2 separate regions of the Homo sapiens genome follow, and region 1 is linked to region 2. A link is a loop called in an ENCODE intact Hi-C map of the cell type or tissue named here. Cell type or tissue: CD4-positive, alpha-beta T cell. All regions are shown on one strand. Links, peaks and the distances in the headings refer to the core of each region. The heading gives the core; the rest is flanking DNA.

Region 1 (5,384 bases), core at 134-5,133, 280 kb before region 2:
CTAAGGGCTGAGTCCCACAAGACTGCCCCCACTTGAGGAACCAAATCACAAGTCCCAGGTTGTCACCTCTACTTCTAATCAAAAGGCTATAAATGGAAGTTCCCACAACCTTCTCCTCATGTTCAATAATTTGTTAGAACAAGTCACAGGACCCAAGGAAACAGTCTACCTACTGTTACCAATTTATTACAAGGATATTTAAAATACACAAATGAGCAGCTAGATAAAGAGATACACAGAGGTCTGGAAGGGTCCTGAGCACGGGAGCTTCTGTCCACATGGAGTTTTGAAGCGCACGACCTTCCCAGAAACTGTGTATGGTCTTGTTCACCAACTCGGAAGTTCACAAACCCTTTGGTTGGGGATTTTATGGTGGCTTTGTTATGTAGGCATGATTGATTACATCATTGGCCATTGGTGATTAGCTCGACCTCCAGCCCTTTTCCCCTCCCTGGAGGTCAGGGGGTGTGGCTGAAACCCTTTACCCACAGGTTTGCTCTCCTGGCAAACAGCTCTCCATTCTTAGGTGCTTTCTGGAGATCACTCCATTAACATAAACTCAGGTGTGATTGAAGGAGTCTTGTTATGAATAACAAAAGATGTTTTTCTCTCTTTATCACCCAGCAGCTATTTCAGGAAGTGGGGACAAAAACAAAACATAGCAAAAGACGCTCCTATTGCTTTTATCTCTTAGGAAATTATAAGGGTTTTAGGAGCTCCGGTCAGGAGCTGGGAATGAAGATTAAATATGTATTTATTATTACATCACAACATCACAGTATTGTTATCCCCACTTTATAAATCAGTAAGTGCGTGAAAGTTAAAAACAATTATCCCAAGACTCTAGGGCTGGGAAGTGGAGATAGCTAGAAATCACAACTAAAACTTCTGCTGTCAAATTTGGGACTCTGTGCTGCAGCCTAATGTCTGAACAAGGTTCATAAGTTCATTACTAGTATTCTTTCATAAACTCTGAGGTTTGTCAGGCCTCTAAAGTTTATGGTCCCATGTCTCCCCCAGAAGCCAGGTTCACCCTCACCTCTTTCAGTGGCAGAGATCAGACAGGGCCCAAGGTTTGGGTTGGTCATGTCTGGAGAGGTTGGAACAAGGAAAATGTTCTGCATCCTCAAAAGCAATATTTGCCAAATGGGGGATAAACTATATATCCAGATTTGATTTGGAGAGTCTCACCCTTTGAGTGACTTTGCAAAGCACTATATGAATAATATTGTCTCATAATTAATGGTGGCTGGGAGCTGATGACCCATGACATAGCTTTGGGCTGTTAGCTAATATGGTTATTACTTTAATGGGAAAGTCCCAAGCCCTCGTCTTTTTGGTTCATAATGGAAACCATTTTAAGGGAAATAAAAGTTTTCTTTGAGTCAGAAGAATTTTAAAGATGAGATATTATGCAAGAAACCTCTTCTTAGTAGAGTTCTTGGGGCATGAGTGTGTGTGTGTGTCTAAACCTAGGTCTTGGATGCTTGGGAAAGTTAGTGAGGAAGGTGGGTGGCCTCTTCAATCTTCATCAACAGAAGTACTCACAGAGGCACTACTGAAGTAGTTATTTCATTTGAAATTTTTGATTCACTTTGGGAAAAAAATGAACAAATTAGTTAAATTCTGTGTTACAGAAGAGAGAGTGCCACTAGAAAAGAGCTAGAGTTGGGGCCATAGGCATCTAGGTGTAGCCAAATTATGGCTCTGGCTACCTGTGGCCCTTGAGTTCATTCTCTCACTCTAGACTTATGCTGTCCCACTGAGGCAGATTGTCCTTGATGTCTGTCACTTAGGCAGATATCAAGACAGACAGAATGGCTCTATAGTGAGTGTTGTTCATTTTGGGCTATCTACCTTCCATTCTACCTCCCAACAGCATCTTGGTTTCCTTCTTGGGAATTACCTCTGTCTTGCGGAGCAATGAGGGTGGGTGCTGGGCTTCTTGCCACAGACTCCTCTGAGAGATCCCTGGGGATTCCCTTCCAGCCCTGGAGTCCCACAAGACTGCCCCTACTTCAGAAACCAAATCACAAGTCCCAGGTTGTCACCTGTACTTCTAATCAAAAGGGTATAAATGGAAGTTCCCACAACCTCCAGCAAGCAGCATATGACATAAGTTCAGCCAATTAGATCTTCTCTTCCAAAACTGTGACCCTGAAACAGAAGGATCGAAATGGGAGGAATGGTTCGAATCTATGCATCTGTCAGCAGGTTCTATGAGGGGAACAGACAGATGGTTGGATCTTGTCTTCACACTTTCTGGAGCTGTTCCATATTCTGAGAGTTACAAGCCTCGTTCTCCAGCCTCCCCTTCAACCCTGTGAGTACCTCTATAGCCTTTGATTCACTCCTCTTTTGCTTTAGTTGGTCAGCATTTTGTTGTTTGCAACTACAAAACTGTAATTGTAGAAGCCCCTTCACTGATCCCCTTGCCTCAAGAACACCCTGCACATTTCCCCAAATTCCAAGTAGGACCATAACAAGCCCATACCTGAAAGGTTTCAAAGTCTGTTTCCTGTGGAGAAAGCTCATGCTCCTTAGTATGGCAGAGAAGCCTCCCCCTTCCCTTGCCACTAGGTGGTGCTACCTCCTACTCAAAAATCATCTCTCGCTCAGGCCTTTGTCCTCTTATCACAGTTCACCTCACAAGTACCTCACCATTCTGAACTTAGGGCAAGAGTCACCTCCTTTATGAAATCTTTCTTGACCTGCTCCTCCCTAGAATTGACTACTCTGTACACAATTCTGTTTTGATCTGCTTATTTGTATCTCTATGACCCTAGTAACTGAACTTTCTTTGAAGGTGGGCATTATATCACACCCACCTTTGTATTCCAAGAATAGATTTTTCATTTTGTATTTGTGGAATGAATGGATAATGAACAAGTGTTGCAATCATTAAGGCATACTCACACATGTAAGTCTGGCCCCTGTTCTTCTAAATGCCTGGGACAGGGCGTGCACCTGGCTTGTAATCAGTGAAATGATCCTGATGATAGAAAGAGAGTGTAGTGACCTGTTTATAAAGATGGCTGCAACTATTCCTCCCATCCTGTACACATACACCCTGGCACTGTGACTTTACTGCTCCTCCCATGAAAAAGTGGGTTTAATTCTCCTCTAGTTGAATCTGGCCCTGTGTGATGGTCTGACTATGTCCCCCAAAGTTCATGTGTTGGAAACGTAATCCTTAATGCAGTAGTGTTGGAAGGTGGGGCTTAATAAGAGGTGATTGGGTCAGGAGGGCTCTACCCGCATGACTGAATTAATGTCATTGTTGCAGGAGTGGATTAATTATTTTGAGAGTGGCTTTGCTATCTTGGGAATGGCTTTGTTATAAAAGCAAATTTGACTGCCTTTTTCTTACTCTCTCTCCTCGGTGCTCTCTTGTCCTTCTGGCTTCTGCCATAGGATGATGCAGCAAGAAGGCCCTTGCCAGATGCAGGGCCCTTGAACTTCTCAGCCTCCAAAATTATAAGAAATACGTTTCTTTTCTTTATAAATTACCCAGTCTGTAGTATTCTGTTATAATAATGATAAGTGCACTAAGATACCATGTGACTTACTTTACCCAAATGAATGTGTTGAAGTGATATTGTGAGACTTCTGAATCTCAGCCTCAAAAAGTCTTAGGGTTTCTGCAATTGCCCTTTTGGATTGCTGACCCGAGACCACCATGGAAAGCAATTCTGCCCAGCATGCTGGAGCATGAGAATGAAGGCACTGCAGCGAGCAGCCGGCACCAATTTCCAGGCATGTGAACCAGGCCATCTTCTAGCATCTCTCCCTGAGACAAGCGCCAGGTGGCTGCATCCATGTGAATGGCCTCTAGAGACAGCAGCAGAAGTGCTGCCCAGATGCTCCAGCCCAAATTGTTGGCCCAGAGTTGTGAGCAAATAAATGGTGATTGTGTTACGCTGCGAAGTTTTAGGTGGTTTGTTATGTAGGGGTAGAGAATGGATACAGAGATATTGGTAATGAGTTAACATAAAGAACAGGGGTGCATTGTCCCCTGAATGTCCTCTATTCTTCAATAGTTGTGACAATTTGCCTCCAGTGACCATTTAAGATGTTGACCATTGTGGCAAATGGTCACAGTTTATCTCAGGCTCTTTGCTGCCTGGATTAGTGTGCTTGGGCTGCCATAACAAACTGCCACAGGCTTAAATAACAGAAATTAATTTTTTCATAGTTCTGGAGGTTGCAAGTCTGAGATCCAGATGTCAGTCAAGTTGGCTTCTTCTAAGACCTCTCTCCTTGGCTTGTAGATGTCTGTCTTCTTCCAGTGTCTTCACACGGTCCTTTCTCTGTGTCATTTGGTATCCTAATCTCTTCTTCTTATAAGGACACCAGTCATACTGTATTAGGTCCCACCTATATGAACTCAACTTACCTTAATTACCTTTTAAAAGATGCTGCCTCCAAATATAGTCTGTACAGTCTGAGGTACTGGGGGTTAGAGTTTCAACACATAAAATTTGGGGGGGATATAATTCTGTCTAATCATTGCTTAAAGTCTAAGCACTAGCTTATTTTACCATCGACTCCTTGCCTACTGGTAGTTGAAGAAGTGATAGCAACGTGCTTGGACTGACCAACAATTAAGTAGCCAGGAATCATTCTGAGAAATACCCTTCCAGGTCTGCAAAAACCATAAAGCAATTTAGGGAGTTGAGGTCCCTATGTCACCTTCCTATCCAAGTACCATGCCTTTTCTGGCTGTTTGCTGGGGCCGTCTGAACATTTTCTGGAGGCTCACTGCAAAAGGCAAGTAGGGGCAGCCTGAGGTGGGAGTTTGGCAATCCGTAGAGGCTGCCGCAAGCTGGGACCACCTCTGCAGACGCTGTTGGATTCCTACTGTGGGAGATGTCCTCTTGCTAAGAGTAACACATTTCCTCTTGAGTAAGTGACAGGGTGGGAATATAGCTTTTGCCAAACTCTCAAATAGAAAAACAAACTCACATAATTTGGAGAGAAGGAATGTGCTTAAAATCTGATAATTAAATCTGGTCCCTTAGCAGCCAGCCCACACATGCAGACAGTGAAGGCAGAGGTCAGTGGAGGCGGTGGGATGGACACACAGATGTGTGTCTTTGGATGTTTACCTTGATTAATGGATACACATACAGCAAAGGAGGAATTTGGTGGAGGCGGTGGGATGGACACACAGATGTGTGTCTTTGGATGTTTACCTTGATTAATGGATACACATACAGCAAAGGAGGAATTTGGTGGAGGCGGTAAGACGGACACACAGATGTGTGTCTTTGGATGTTTACCTTGATTAATGGATACACATACAGCAAAGGAGGAATTTGGTGGAGGCGGTAAGATGGACACACAGATGTGTGTCTTTGGATGTTTACCTTGATTAATGGATA
Region 2 (5,384 bases), core at 328-5,327:
TCCTAGTGGAGTCATGGACAGTGTCATCTCCTCCAGGCCACTATGTGTGACGATATGCACGATGGAATGTCAATCAGGGAAGCTCACCCAAGCCTTTGGTATCCATAGTTTCTTTTCCTTTTTTTTTTTTTTTGAAACAGAGTCTTGCTCTGTGGTCCAGGCTGGAGTGTAATGGCATGATCGTAATTGCAGCTCACTGCAGCCTCAAGTGATCCTCTCACCTCTGCCCCTCACCTCCACTTCCCAAGTAGCTGAGACCACAGTTGTGAGCCACCACACCTGGGTAATTTTTGTATGTATATATGTGTGTGTGTGTGTGTGTGTGTGTGTGTGTGTGTATACTTTTTTTGTAGAGACAGGGTTTTGCCATGTTGCCCAGGCTAGAGCCACCTACCTTGGCCTCCCAAAGTGCTGGGCTTACAGGTGTGAGCCACCATGCCTGTCTCTCCAGAATTTTTATTGGGATTCAAATACATACTTCCCATTGGGCTGACCTTTAGCCTCTAGCTTCTCTCTGAGTTGAGCTAAGATCTTTAGTCTCCACTTCCTCCAGATATTGGAATTGATACAGTGTTGTCCAAAGCCCCCATTATAGATCACTTTATTGGACTGTCTGGTGGAAAAAGCTCCCAGGAAAACAAGGACACTCTTGCCAGGCAGGACAGACATTCCAGGGGCCCAGAGATTACCACTTTATAGTCAAAGAAAAAGAGCAGATTTATCTTTGCGTAAGGACAAATTCCTTGCTATGTACAGCTTAAACAACACACATTTTATTATTTCACAGTTCTGTAGGTCAGAAGTGTGACATGGGTCTCATTGGGCTAAAATCAAGGTATTGGTAGGATTGTGGTCTTTTTAGAGGCCCTAAGGGTTGGTCTGTTTCCTATTCATTCCAGTCCTTAGCAGAATTTGATTCCTGTGGGTATAGGACTGAGATCCTTGTTTTCTTGCTGGCTGATAGTGGCTGCCAGTGTTTCCCTCCTTCCTCCATCTTCAGAGCCAGCAATGGCACATTGAGCCCATCAATGCTTTAAATCTCTCTTTCTTCTTCTGTCTCATCTTTCTGACCCAGACTGGAAAAATTCTCCAATTTTAAGGTCTGGATTTGTACCAACTGGATAATCCAGGATAATCTTTCCATCTCAGGATCCTTAATTTAATTATATCTGCACAATCCCTTTTGCCCTGTAAGAACATATTTATAGATCCTGGCAATTTGGATGTAGATGCCTTTGGAGCCCAATATTCTGCTTACCACAGATACCAAACGTGAATTTTAAAATAAAGTTTGATTGTCTTAATTCAAATGAAATCTTAATATCAGGATTCCTAAGCCTTACCAGGGCCAAATGGAGAAATAATTCCAGGCAGAAGAGTTTTCATTGCCCATCCCGTCTCCTACTTAAAAAATTTCCTGTTCTGAAGTAGAAAAGCTGATGGTAATGACTTTGTTTTACTCTCTCAATTCAACGTCCATATGTATTAGGTTTCATAACTGACAATTATCAAGAAGTGGTTGTGTGCTTGGCATCTTTGATTTTTCCCACTAAATCACTTGTCACCAGAATAAAAGATATTCAGATCTTCATTTTATAGATCAGAAAACTGAATTTTAGGTGTATGCAGTACATTGCCTGCAATCACACAGTGGGTAAATGGTATCTCAGGGATTTAAACGTGGTTTTCTCTGACTCTAAGATGCATCAAACTGCAAAATGTCGTCTCTCCAATTTTATATCTATACCTCTGATTTTATATCTACAATGTTGACCTTTCTATATTTTATGCATATAATTTACTTCTGCTTCAGTTTCTGAGTACCTAGAAGCAGAAAATATGCATCTTGTCTATCTGTTGAGAAAATGTTAAGTGCACTTTAGATGTATATCCTGATTTTATAAAATATTATCAAATAATATCTTATTTGGGCAATAAAATTGCACAGTTAAGACATTTAAATAGAATATATATTAATTAAGATATTGATATGTGTATGTATATAAAATAATTAATATATGTTAATCCCTAAATATCAACTCAGGTGAGATCCCAGAGTGTCTGTATAGCATTTTCCATTCAATCATCAATAATAAGAAGGTAGATATTTTAATTTTTATTGTTTGCCCTTGTAACTCGTATCTTTGCAACTGATTAATTTAAGGTAATTCCCAGAGCAAAATTGAGGTAATTATTAGTATCAGTTATGAATAGTTACTAGATCATTCTCATTATTGAAGATTTTGATTTCAATCATTTTCACCCAGTAGATCTTTACGTGGCCAGATCTCATACTCTATCTGTAAGTAGCTTAGCATACATTTTCTTTCTTTCTTTTTCCTTTTTTTTTTCTTTTTTTCTTTTTTTTTTCTTTGAGATGGAGTTTCGCTCTGTCACCGAGGCTGGAGTGTAGTGGTGTAATCTCCGTTCACTTCAACCTCCACCTCCTGGGTTCAAGAGATTCTCGTTCCTCAGCCTCCCGAGTTGCTGGGATTATAGACACCTGCCACCATGCCCGGCTAATTTTTGTATTTTTAGTAGAGATGGGGTTTCACCATGATAGCCAGGCTGGTCTCAATCTCCTGACCTCGTGATCTGCCTGCCTTAGCCTCCCAAAGTGCTAGGATTACAGGCGTGAGCCACTGCGCCCGGCCTTAGCATACTGTTTGTTTACTTCTTCAGTCACTTGTCTGGACTCTTCCTATGCTCCGAAAAGGGGCCAAATTGCTAACGTGCATCTAACTACACAAGAAATCTTTGCCTAGTGTTTCTAACTTTCTTTTTCCCTCCAAGGCCTTCTTGCACCTGGCCTCACTGACCCTCACACTATTTTTGCCAGTGAAAAAGTTATATTCTCTTTTCAGCAACATATAATACATAATGGATATTAACCCCTAAAGTCTCCCTACTCATGCAAAATAGGAAATTAGAGCCAGTGTTCTTCTCCTGTGAAAGTGATCACTTGGGAATAGCAAAGAACTGCAGAAATCTCCAAATCAAATTGTCTTTTTGCCTGGAGGACATCTGCTTCTTCTAATGACACCTTTGGAAAAGTAGGATCTCTCAGTAGCTCCTCCTGGTGGCAAGTTCTAAATCTGTATGTTTTGCTGGAGCTCTCTTGTAAGGAATTGCTCTCTAAGCATCATGGGTTTTAGGAAAAGTTTTGTCGTTTGTAGTTCTACTTCCTGATTTTTTCTTTTTTTAAACTATGAAGTCCCTGTAGAACCCTTTAGTGTTAGCTGCGATGCTATGCAACTAATCCATGGATCCGTTTTTGAAAGTTTCTTTTTAAAATTCTAGAGTTTCACAATGAAGTAAACATGGACATCTTAGCAGCTCATATTTATCTCCTCCCTTATTTCATTTCCACCTATTGCTAGGTAGAGCTCAGATCTACTTATTCCCTGGCTGGGATGACTATTCGTTTCCTCATGTAACAAATATTATTTACCTCCTTTGTACCAGTCACTGTTCTAAGAATTGGGAAATACAGAATTTAACCAAAAAGGAAAAAAAAATCCTGCTTACATCAAACTTGCTTTCAAGTGGGAAAGAGACATATAAAACAAATACATAAAATACATAAGATAATAGATGGTAAATTAGAGCATTCTAGACTGGGTATGGGTGCATATTCTTCAGGCCCTCCTCATCCTCAGTCTCTTGGGAGAATGTCTGAATTCAAGTTACTGGGTATAGTAAACACTGCCAGTTGCTATCTGATATTCCTACTCCCCTGTTCATTACTAATAGAATCCTGATTTTCCTGTGGGTAATCCCATACTTATTTCCCAGATTTCCTTGCAGCTACAGGAGGCAATGTAATTCAGTTCTAGCCGTGCAATATAGGCAAACAATTCCTGGACAGGTTGTCCCTTCCCCAGTCCCAAAGTCAAAGACTTTAGAGGAAAAGCCTCTCTATTGATTGCCCTTCTGCTATATTACTATTGAAAATGTGGACAGAGTTCCTGGGGTTGCAGGGCTCACCTTTGCAATCAGAAGAAAAGCATGTTCTAAGGATGGCAGAGCAGGAAAATGGAACTCAGAAGCCATACCAGCCTTAACTGCCTGCTTATCTCAACATTACCACATGGAAGGGGCTCCGTCCACACTGTAGCTACAGTTGGACCAATTCTAAGGGCTGTAGCAGAATCCTAAGGGCTGCAATATGAAGAAGGCCCTCAGGAATTATATAACCCTGCAGCACTCTATTTTTTATTAATCCCTCCTTGGTTTATTCATAGTAGTAAGGTTACAATTAATTACATGCAGCCTAACATAATCTTGAATGGTTCACTTTGGGAATTAATAACAGCCATACTTTCTCTTTGATCTTTTCTCTCAGGATCCAGACATATATATTAAAGTTGAGTCCTAGGACAATTCTAGTGTCTTACACGGCAGCTATAAAAGTGGGCTATAATAGTGACTCTAATAGTGTGACTTATCTGTCAAGTTTCTTTCTTGCCAAACCAATACCTTCTAGAGAACCCAAAATGTTCAGAAAAGAGAATTTAAGAAAAAATGATATTGGAAATATTAGGCTTTAAGTAAACCATTAGAGCAAAATGCAAGGAGTGGCTGTTCCTCAAGCCCATATCGAAGCACTCACGCATTCTGTGAAGCCTAGCTCCTAGTATCTCTAGTATCTTTGTCCATTGCCACTGAACTGATTCATACTGTCTAATAAACATGTAGTATATTTGTATTTTTTGAGTCATTATATGCCCAATGGCAGAAATAGATTCTATTGTAGTTTCTTACTAACAAACCAAAGCACCAATATTTTAAGAGATTATACTGTATATGTATTAATCTTCAGTTGGCTGGGATAAAAACTCATCTAATTAGATTGGATGCAAGTAGCACACACAACACACATTGTTATCAAAGGAGCCTATTGTGTTTAATGTTGATGTATGCTAAACATTGCATTGTCAATTAATATATGGTTCCAATAGCAATGAGAAGGAACATCGCTTTTAGTTGCAAGCCTATTAGTAAAGTTAAAATACATCAGCAAAAGCCGTTGGATATGTGTGTGAGAAAATTAAGTTTATGGCAAAATAACTGTTTAACATTTGCCATATCCTTTTCAAATCTACATTCCAAAAGAGGCAAGTGAGCATTTTAAAGATCCTACTCAGGAATACAAACCTCAGAGGAGGCTCAAGCAGGCACTTCAATATCACTGTCTAAATATGCACTAGCCTATTGCTACTCAGAGTCTGGTCTAGAGACTAGAAGCAAGGACATTGTCATCTACATTAGAAATGCAGAATTTCAGGTCCACAACCCAGACCTTATGAGTCTGTATTTTAACAAGACCCCCAGAGGATTCTGTAAACATTAATTTGGGGAGCACTGCACTAGACAGTTTTTGA

The links. A loop is a pair of places that touch in the nucleus more often than their neighbours do. Peaks named below come from ENCODE experiments on the same cell type or tissue, not always from the same donor. Only the 100,000 strongest peaks of a DNase experiment are listed, where the experiment ranks them.
Region 1: a loop joins it to region 2, with 6 times the contacts of the local background. A loop is called at or near these places in 74 of 110 quality-filtered maps.

The regions. Positions count from the first base shown.
Region 1 is chr2:84,300,297-84,305,680 of GRCh38, reverse strand. The region is part of intron 1 of LOC107985905 (a long non-coding RNA gene); the gene reads left to right. Among named protein-coding and RNA genes, the nearest start is that of SUCLG1, 160 kb to the left of the region's middle. RefSeq lists an enhancer at 2,647-2,696. In CD4-positive, alpha-beta T cell, for the core only: CTCF peaks have their summits at 2,420 and 2,619 (motif pointing right); a DNase peak (open chromatin) is centred at 2,590.
Region 2 is chr2:84,020,711-84,026,094 of GRCh38, reverse strand. No RefSeq gene overlaps it. Among named protein-coding and RNA genes, the nearest start is that of SUCLG1, 440 kb to the left of the region's middle. In CD4-positive, alpha-beta T cell, for the core only: no CTCF peak of the experiment used is centred there; a DNase peak (open chromatin) is centred at 3,074.